2 separate regions of the Homo sapiens genome follow, and region 1 is linked to region 2. The links are chromatin loops, found by intact Hi-C in ENCODE. Cell type or tissue: A673. All regions are shown on one strand. Links, peaks and the distances in the headings refer to the core of each region. The heading gives the core; the rest is flanking DNA.

Region 1 (5,389 bases), core at 105-5,104, 570 kb after region 2:
TACTGCTTAGAAATTTCCTCCACCATATACCCTAAATCATATACCCTAAATAAGTGTACGGATTTTGCTGTCCATACACTCCAGGCCAGGTGGTCTCACATGGAGATGAGGAGTTTGTTGAGAACTTGAGTAAAGGTCACTCTTGCTATGTTTTAGCCAAGAGACTGGTAGCATTTTGCCCCTGCCCTAGAGATCTGTAAAACTTTGAACTTGAGAGAGATGATTTAGGATATATGGTCAAAGCCATTCACCAAGTCTTTAGGAAGTTCCAAGCTTTCCCACATCTTTCTATCTTCTTCTGAGCCCTCCAAATTCTTTCAACCTCTGCCTGTTACCCAGTTCCAAAGTTGCTTCCACATTTTTGGGTGTTTTTAGAGCAGTGCCCCACTCTCTGTAGCACCAATTTACTGTATTAGCCCATTCTCATGCTGCCGACACATGATTTTTCTTGGCCATCTTGTCAACCAAGAATCTCCACAGCCAGCAATGCCCCACTGTTGCCTGGGACTCACTTTGCCCCAGGCCTGCTGCTGCAGGAGCCTCACCCACTCAGCCCAACTGTGTAATAACTTGTACCTGTGTTTGGCAATTCCCAAGCCCTTGTCCCATGTCCCAGAAGAATGAGGATACACTGACAATTCAATGGGTGAGGATTGGTGGAGAAGAATTTTATTGAGTGATGGAATAGCTCTCAGTGGAGAGGGGATGAAGATGGTGGTTTGTCTTCCAGTGTGGGCAAGCCAAGAGCTTTTTATGGGCTCAGAGTAGGGGAGTGTGTGCTGATTGGTTTGTGAGTATGCAAAAAAGTTTAACATGAAGACACCACTTAAAGGTGGGCACGACAGTGTAGAAAACCAATTAGAAAAGGATAGGTATCTGCAAAATAGGTGAAGGATGGGGACCAACCAGAGGAAAGTACATGAAATGGGAAGACAGGTTCTCAATCTGGTCTATGGATCTACCAGGACTTGTAGCTAGGCTTTAAATTGTCTTAGGCTTGAAGGTGGGGTTTCACTGGGTACCCGCCCCTGTCTGCCTAGGCATTTGCCTACCTCCTGCCACTATCACTGCTATGAAGAACTAGCCAAGACTGGGTAATTTAGAAAGGAAAGAAGTGTAATTGACTCACAGTTCTGCACAGCTGGAGAGACCTCAGGAAACTTACAATCATGGCAGAAAGGGAAGCAAACACATCCTTCTTCACATGGCAACAGGAGACAGTAGTTCTGAGCAAAGGGGGTAAAGTCCCTTATAAAACCACCAGATCTGATGAGAACTTACTATCAGGAGAACAGCATAGGAGTAATCACCCCCATGATTCAATTACCTCTCACCTGGTCCCTACCATGACACATGGGGATTATGGGAACTACAGTTCAAGATGAGATATGCGGGAGGGGGACAGAGTTAAGCCATATCACACGTGTATGTGCATGTGCCTGCACACACACACACACACACACACACAGAGGAAAATATTGACATGAAGGGAGCTATGATTTCCTGCTTATATTAATATATGTAAAACCCATTGGCACAATTTATGGGGCCTTCAATGCTATTCCTTGTCTGATCCAAGTCCAGGACACTTCTAGCTTTATTAATGATAATGATGATCATTATTGTCATTATCATTATTGACTGATAAGCCTGTTTGCCCAAGATGCCATGGAAAATTATGTATAAACCTAATAATATTCAACATTGACTTGGAAAGAAGTGCCTTGTCGATAATAAGGGATGATATAGTTATTAATTTGACTTGAAAAGTCATTAACAAATATATACATTCTATGAGTGGGCAAATATTCCCAAAGCATCATTCAGAGGCAGTGCAATTTTTGTTCTGAGGTGTGAGGAGGCAGCCAGAGAACTGATGTCATTCTCCCTGTCACTTTCTCAGGAAGGTTAAACAGCATTCTATGAGCTCTTCTGGGTTGATTTATTAAAGGTTTTATGGAGAAAACAGTGGGAATTCAGGAACCACTGGAATAATGGGTAGGAGAATTTGCAGAATAAGGTTGCATCCCACACACAGAGGCACAGAGAGCAGAGGTAAGAACGAAAATAACAGACAAAAGACCTCACCTAAAAGGAATGATGACAATGGGTAAGGAGTGGGATATTTCATATAAAGTTAAAATGTCATTTTTTTATTATACCAAGGAAATAGATAAACTATTACAGACAGCTGACTACAGATGTTTATGATTAGCACAGTACTTGGCTCTTATTTTCCTGGATTCTGCCCCATTCTAAATAAACCTGGATTGTTTTCATTCTCATTAGCATCATAGAACTTATTCATATTGAAGAGCCTATTAAGACACTCAGATAGATGTTACTTCTAGATCTTATATCTTCTAAGCCATTTGCACAGAGTAAGGATTTGATGTTCTCTAACTAGGTAATAGGATTACTATATTTTGAAATGGTCCCTTTGGGACAATCCTTATGCAATTTCCTGTTTCCTGTCAGGATGGTTTAACCTATACAGTGAAAAGAAGGGTTGCAGCAGGTTTAAATATTTAAAAGTAAAGCTTATTTGAGCTGCATAAAGTAATTGCTACCTGCAGCAGAGAAAGCATAAGTCAGGCTCCATTTTTTACCTGAGAAACCTTGAAGAGCTGCTTTTGTCACTTGTTTGTATTATTTTTAAATGCCTTCCAAGTTTATAAAGTCTTGGAAAACATAACGTTTATGTATGGAGAGGACTCTGACCAAGGCTTCTCATCCTCGTCTTGTTTGCTGGGCCTGGCTTTTCAGTCTTCTTGCAGGACTTTAATGAGCAGGGAATTATTCACAATTAATGACAGCCAATCACTACAGTGGGGAATATACACTTATAAAATTATGACAAATAGCCACACCATGTGATCAGAGTAGACAAATTACACCATAAGCAGAAAGTAGTTATGGTTGATTGGAGCAATTAAATGTTTTCTTTTTTAAAAAACTCCAGTGAGAATATTTTAGAAAATGGCTTTTTAATCATCTGTAGAACTGTTAAAATTATTGTCTCCTAATAGTTGTAAAGTACACCATGTTTAGAATTCACTGTAATCCCTTTGCATAGCCATGGGATTCTTCCCCCAGAAACCTGTTTACTTGAAACTTATTTTTAATCACAGACTCAACATCAACTCATTCCCATTCTGAAGGAAATGCCAATAATTTTCTAAGATTAGAAAAGAAGACACTGGGCTTCCACGAATGAGTAAGAACTATGCAGTCTGCGTAGCCAGATTAGGGAAAACAAAATTCTAAACAAATATGCTTGTTATCTTACAGCTGGACTCTCCCCACCAGATCAGAACTTGGTCAGATGCTGGAAGGCGTCCTAATGACCTCCTAAAAAGTAACTAGGTTACTCTCCAGGGCCACTATGGAATGGAAGCCAAGGAAGCCACCTGGTTTCACTGAGAATGGATTGTGGAACCTGGGAAACCTGTGAGAAAAGGAGGCTAATGAAGAGAAGATGTTCACATTGACTTCTGATTTTTTCTTTCTTTCTTTGTTGGGGAGTGGGAAGAAGACAGGGCAGGAAGTGCTAAGGCCATCAACAGGTAGGGCCAAGGGGAAATCTGTTGTCTCACTAGGGCCCAGGAAAAATGTCTGACCTCTACAGAGATTGGGCCATTTCATCTTTTCTGCTCAGCTTTGCGATTTGGGAAAGCTTAGGGAATGTGCCTGAATGGATCCCATAGCCTCGGAGGAACGTCAGGAGACATGGAGAAGCAGAACATAGCTAGGCAATAGGTACGCATGCCCAGTAAGTACCTAGTAAGAGAGAGGGAAAGCACCCGGCGGATGCAGATTGGATTCTGACCCTGGATGTGCCAGTCCCACGGACATTCAGACACAATGATTAGGGTTTTGCAAAAGTCCTGGGTATCTTCATTAACAAAGGAAGGCACACATACAGCAATATTGTTAGCTCAACCGTGTCAGCAATATCTTTTTCATAGCAACGGGCTGATAAGCTTGGATATTATTTGCTTTTTGTTGGTTTTATAAGTTAAAATTTGAGAAACTTTTTATAACAATATATATTTTTTCTTGTAGAGCTTGGAAGTCTCCCTGAAAATGCTGAATGAAGAAATTTGACTTGTGAGTACAAACATGCGCTACAGGACTTTATATTAGAATTTTGGCCACAACAGGCAATTGCCTTCTGAAGTACCCAGTCTAGTCAAGTATCTAATAAAAGCTTGATTTCTTTGAGGACATACTAAGTGATAGGCACAGTGTTTTCCTTGTGCTAACACATTTAACCTCTGCAACAACTGTTTTCACAATAGCTTACAAAATAAGAAAACTACGGCTCAGAGAGATAAAGTGAGTTGGTTGTGATTAGAAAATCAAATATTAGATAGCACCTAGACTGAAACAAGTTCTATCTGATTACAATATCCAATTTGTAATAAGAAGATATTTCTTCTGGCCTGGTATAATAATATCTTTTTTATTTAGGGATAAAATATTACCACAGATGTAAAATATAAGGGGAAAAAGACACTTAATTTTACATTAACCGTGAACTCAAAAAAATTTTTAAAAATTTCATTGTCTTACCATTATAATAGTTTTTTTTAAAATTATACAATTGTTATTTAAACTAGGGTAATGTGCTTTTCTAGATCTTTCATATATACCAACCAGGTTGATTCAACTTTATAGTCACTCTTTAATATGGATTTTCATAATTTCATTTACCTCTTATGGCACCACCGTAGTGGTTGTCTTATTTATTTATTTAATTAAAGTGGTACTAACAGAAGAATCTCACTTCTGTTTAAAAACATCGTCTCGGCCGGGCACGGTGGCTCAAGTCTGTAATCCCAACACTGTGGGAGGCTGAGGCAGGTGGATCACCTGAGATCAGGGGTTCAAGACCAGCCTGGCCAACATGGTGAAACCCCGTCTCCATTAAAAATATAAAAGTTAACCAGGTGTGGTGGCAGGCGCCTGTAATCCCAGCTACTTGGAAGGCTGAGGCAGGAGAATCGCTTGAACTCAGGAAGTGGAGGTTGCAGTGAGCCAAGAATGCGCCATTGCACTCCAGCCTGGGTGACAAGAGTGAAACTCCATCTCAAAAAAAAAAAAAAAAAAAAAGTCTCATCTTGATTATGTGGAAATGTACACACTTTCCCCAGATTCCATTTCTTGAATGTTATCTATATGATCACAGGAAGATAAAGCTTCTCAAATACCCTTGGACACACAGCCACTCCCTCCCCACCAACCCCTACCTGAAATAACACAGCTTCTGGGGAAAATCTATAGTGGGTTCATCATGAAAGATCCTTCTTCCTGGATTTTCAGGTACTGCTTTCCTTGTCTAGGCAATAGGGCTTGAAGAGATGTGTTTGTTGTAGAGTTAACAACC
Region 2 (5,389 bases), core at 216-5,215:
CCTGCCTCTCTTTGGATGTGATGATTCACCTTTAGAATTTGATTTACTTGTTTGCCTTTATGAACTAGACTTTTAATGAGTTTAAGACAAGTTATAGTCTTGTAGATAATGCCCATGGTCTGAATGGTTGTCTCCCCAAAATTCATATGTTGAAACCTAATCTCTAATGTGATAGTATTATAAGGCAGGTGATTGGGTCTTGAGGGTTCTGTCGTCATTAATGGGATTAATGCCCTTATAAAAAAAGACCTCAGAGAGCTAACTTGCCCCTTGTCATTTGGATAAAACTTCTAAGGTTCCTTAATTCCACTCTCTCATTTTAAAGATAAAGGAGCTATGCCTGTGGAAGGAAAAAATCAAATGGTCAAGTAAAAAAATCAAATGGCTGAAAGGCACTGTTGCCAGGAGAGTTACTTTCAATGTAACAGTACCTCTAAGGGGTTCAATTTTAGTTTGATCCAGCCTCTCTAGCCAGCTGTGTCTTTTCCACTGTATGAGGACACAGCAATAAATCACTATTCGCTAACCCAAAACTGGGCCCTTACCAGAACCTTACCTTGCTGGCACCTTGATCTTGGACTTCCAGCCCTCCCTGCTGTGAAAAATAAATACCTGTTGTTTATAAGCCACCCAGTTTTGTGTATTTTGTTATAGCAGCCTGAACAGACTAAGACAATAATCTAGCCTTTTCTCCCTGTTAGGTATAGAGCCACATTCTTTGCATGTTTCTAGTCACCTAGAGGATGAGTCTAGAGAAACGACATATTGTCTAATTCAATATTCAAATGGGATATTGTCCAGAGAAAAAAATATTGTTTAATTTGTTCACTTGACAAAGATTTCCCAAGTCTTACTCAAGACCAGGTTGTTATACTAAGCCATGTAGTGGGTACTGAAAGATGTACAAATCATGGTGGAAGAGTAATATTCATATCATTATCCAGGCTTCGGCTTGGAGGAATGCCAGCTTGGTTAGCCCATTGGCATGAATATTAACCCATTTGAGATCCAGCTACCTGGGCTCCAAGCTTTATCTTTAAGAACTCCCTACTAGTCTAGACCTTCCTTGTTCCTTCCTAGTTTATCAGATGAGTAACCACTCTCACATTACTGTTTTTCCTGTTGAAGGCACTGAAGGCTTCCTCTTTCTTCTCTTTTTCCTCACACACAGCTGGCTAGAGAGGCTGGATCAAACTAAAATTAAACCCCTTAGAGGTACCGGTACATTGAAAGTAACTCTCCTGGCAACAGTGCCTCTCAGCCATTTGATTTTTTTTCTTGACCGTTTGATTTTTTCTTTCCACAAGCGTAGCTCCTTTATCTTTAAAATGAGAGAGTGGAATTAAGGAACCTTCGAAGTTTTATCCAAATGACAATTTGTGACTCTTTCATTTTTCTTTTTTTGTCCTCATCAAGACAGATGAATTATATGATTGAGAGTTGGAAAGGAACATAGAAATAGATACACTAATCTTTTTGTCGTGAAAACGAGAAAATTCAGACTAAAGAAATTCAAATGATGTGCCCAAGGCTACACAGATGTAAAATGAAAACAAAAAATGAAGAACTAGATTTAAATCATCAGTGCTTGACCACAAGGAAGGCCTAGGAGAGGAGATAACTGCTTGGATTTGGATGAAACAAACTGTGTTCAAATCCTGGATCTATTGCTCAGTGATCTGTAAAACTTAAGCGCAGTGACAACTTCTCTAACATTCAATTTACCGTTTTGTGAAAAAGGAGTGACAGTGGCAAGATTTGTTTCCTAGGGCTGAGGTGGGCATTAAATGACACTGTTGTTGAAAGTACTCTCAATAAATAGACGAGCTTCTTTCGAACAGTACAATGCGCTTTATGATGTTGATGTATGGACTTTGATCAGTGGGAGAAATCGTCAAATCCGGGTTTCTTTGCCAAGTTTTGAATGGAAATACATTGCATTGTCTCACAGGCGTCTATGACACACAGGAAGGTCAGGAGTCCTTCGCAAATTTGGTTTATGCTATTATTCAGAATGGGTGAGTTTTAAAACTTTAATTAACCAAGTTAACCTATTTGTTTGCCAATGCGTGGAAGGTTGTATTGTTCTAACCACATTGCAACATTTTGGATAAAAGCGTAAATGTGGGTGTGGGAGGAAAAAAAAGAGAAACAGATTTGGATCAAAGCTACTGCGGAACAACTGCCACAGCACTCATTTTTTTCCCCCAAGGAATAGCTGTGGTAGAGAGCAGTGCCAGCTTGGAGTTTGCAACGTCTATTTTCTAGCCAACGCTATGATTTTTATTCCTGTTTATTGACCAAAAATTGCTTCATTTACTGAACCAACCACGTAGCGCAGCAGAGAGGCGGCTGTGGTTTCGCTGCCTGGGCCCTGAGCAATACCCACCTCTGTCCCATAGATGGCAGCATTTCACAAACAACGCCGCCACCGGGACGCATTGAGAACTCAGCTCCAGTAATCTGTTGACAGGATTAAGGACCCCTGTTGTTTTACAGGAAGTAAATAAATCCTTATGGTATTCTGGAAGGCTCAGAAGTATATGAGAGTGGTAGGAAATTGTTTATTCTATGGTAAAGGTATCAAATGAATATTTACAGCATTTAAAACAATTACCTCGGATTGATGTGGACTGGTGTTAAAACTCAGCCTGTTTGCATTATCTAGTTTAGAGTATTTGTTCAACTTTTGCCCAGTAGGTTTAGTTTTTCTGAGTACAGAATTTCTTGCTAGCATAAGTTGATGGTGAATGCTAAGGCTGATAAGATGGTGATAATTTCTCTTTAGAAATTAAAATGTTATCTATTTGTGCAAATCACTGTGTAAGAAAAACATAAACCACATGATACTGTAAACTCTAAGAACATGAAAAATAATGAAGAGAATAAAGGATGTAACAGTACAGGATGAATAGAAATATAGTAGGTGGGTTTAGGCAAAGGATTATCTTCAACTTTAAAATCCATTGAAATTGTCAATTTTAGACATGGAAAAGTTCTGTTATAAATCCAGACCATTGAATGGTTTCAGTATTCTTAAATACATTTCTGAGATATTTCAAAAACGACACAGGGCAATAATCTAAGTGAATCAGTGAGATTTACCCAGGGGTGGATTAAACAAGCCTACTCCTTAGATTTTCCACTGCCTTAGGGATGCACTATAATTTTCTATCCCTCATTTTTAGGCAACTTCCTTTACTCCATATGTTTCAAGAAGCTGATGATTTTTGAAAAGTACATTTGATTTGTGGTCATGACTCATTACCAAGTAAATAAATGATTATCATTTTGAGCTTCAACACACATTTTCTTTTTTAATTTATTTATTATTTATTATTTTTTAGAGACAGGATCTTACTATGCAGGGTCAAACAATCCTTCCACCTGGGTCTCCCAAAGTGCTGGGATTACAGGTATGAGCCACTGTGCCTGGCCCACAGCACACATTTCAGATATCCAATTAAAAAAATGATCAAGTGACAATCTCTAATAAAATGTCTGCTCTTTTATAATATGACTTGTCTGTAAAGACTTCACTAGACACTAAATTCAATTTTTCTTTTTAGATTCAAGTGTGAAGTCGAAATGTTGATAATTTATTCACAAGATAATGCCCTGTACAACTCTTATTTTTATGAAGGATAATTGGATAAATTAGCCTTAATAACCAATGAAACTCATGCTCAAGTACTGGACATGCTATTAAGTCTGTCTCCATTGGGCATCTGAATTATTCTGGCCTTCAGTTTCCATATTGGTAAGATGTCTATCATAATGATTTTATATAAAACAGTGTTAGGAATCTGATATTGACATCCAGTTTCTAAAGCCTTTCCTAAATTGTTAGGCAAACAAATGTTTAGTATTCAATTTACACAATGATATTCACTACCACTTATTAAACTGTTGCTTGTGTCGCCCCCCCCCCTTGTATTATGTCACATAATTGTGTAACTTTGTGGTGCAATCAATACTATTGATAAACAGTCAGTGCATCTTGGCTAGTCAAGATGTTGTCCGTCAAGAGTGTTTAGCTTGATAGAATTCAGCCAAGTGTAGTGAGAACATTGCACACTGTGTAGCATTGGTCACATAACTCAATAATACACAATCATAGCGATGCACAGGTGACAATAGTCTAACCAGTAGCTGCTTTTTGTTTGTTTGTTTAAGATGATTTCCTTCGATGCTCTGCATACAGCTTCAGGAAAATATAGAATGCCAGTCTAAAGTAAAACCCTTTCCAATGCATTTTTAAAAATTGTGTTAAGAAGAAATAACATGAGTTCTACCCTCTTAACAAGTTTTTAAGTGTACCATACAACATTGTTAGGTGCAAGCACAATGTTGTACCTCGGACCTCTAGAACCTTTTTTTCTTGCTTATCTGAAATTGTATACCCATTGAACAATCATTCCCCATCTTCTCCCCCTACCTCCCGGTAACCATCATTCTACTTTATGTTTCCATGAGTTTGACTGTTTTACATATGTCATGTAAGTGGACTCATGCAATACATTTTCTTGATCATTCATCCATTGATGGACATTTAGATTATTTCTATATCTTTGCTATTAAGAATAATTCTCCAATGATCATGGGAGTGAAGATACATCTCTTTTAGATCCCAATTTTAATTATTTTGAATGATTACCCAGAATAATTAACCAGAATGGAACTGCTGGATCATATGGTAGTGTTTTGTTGTTGTTGTTGTTGTTGTTACTGTTGTTGTTTTTTGTTTGTTTTGTTTTGTTTTTGTTTTGAGATGAAGTTTCGCTCTTGTTGCCCAGGCTGGAGTGCAATGGCGCGATCTCGGCTCACTGCAACCTCCGCCTCCCGAGTTCAAGTGATTCTCCTGCCTCAGCCTCCTGAGTAACTGGGATTACAGGCATGCACCGCCATGCCCAGGTAATTTTGTATTTTTAGTAGAGACAGGGTTTCACCATGTTGGTCAGGATGGTCTCGAACTCCTGACCTCCGGTGATCCGCCCGCCTCAGCTTTCCAAAGTACTGGGATTATAGGCATGAGCCACCACACCCAGCCCGTAGTGATATTTTTAATCTTTTGAGGAACTTCCATACTGTTTTCCATAGTGGCTGCACTATTTTATGTGCCCACCAAGAGTATACAAGCGTCCAATTTCTCCACAATCTCACTAACACTTTTTTTTTTTTTTATGATGGCCATCCTAACAGGTGTGAAGTGATAGCTCATTGTAGTTTTGACTCCTACTTGCCTAATGACTAGGGATGTTGAGCACCTTTTAATAGACTTGTCTGCTATTTCTGTCTTACATAGATAAATGTCTGTTTAGGTCGTTTACTCATTTTCTTAATCTGCTTATTTTTTGTTGTTGTTATTTAGTTATAGCAGTTCCCTACA

What was found. Peaks named below come from ENCODE experiments on the same cell type or tissue, not always from the same donor. Only the 100,000 strongest peaks of a DNase experiment are listed, where the experiment ranks them.
Region 1: it touches region 2 in a loop (2.7-fold over the local background); 3 of 110 quality-filtered maps call a loop at or near these places.

Annotation. Positions count from the first base shown.
Region 1 is chr6:9,552,572-9,557,960 of GRCh38, forward strand. No RefSeq gene overlaps it. Among named protein-coding and RNA genes, the nearest start is that of TFAP2A-AS2, 850 kb to the right of the region's middle. In A673, for the core only: no CTCF peak of the experiment used is centred there; a DNase peak (open chromatin) is centred at 2,440; H3K27me3 peaks cover 485 bases.
Region 2 is chr6:8,980,934-8,986,322 of GRCh38, forward strand. All of the region lies in intron 2 of LOC105374914 (a long non-coding RNA gene), which reads left to right. Among named protein-coding and RNA genes, the nearest start is that of HULC, 330 kb to the left of the region's middle. RefSeq lists an enhancer at 2,243-2,537 and a silencer at 2,443-2,492. In A673, for the core only: a CTCF peak has its summit at 2,390 (motif pointing right); a DNase peak (open chromatin) is centred at 2,458; H3K4me3 peaks cover 318 bases.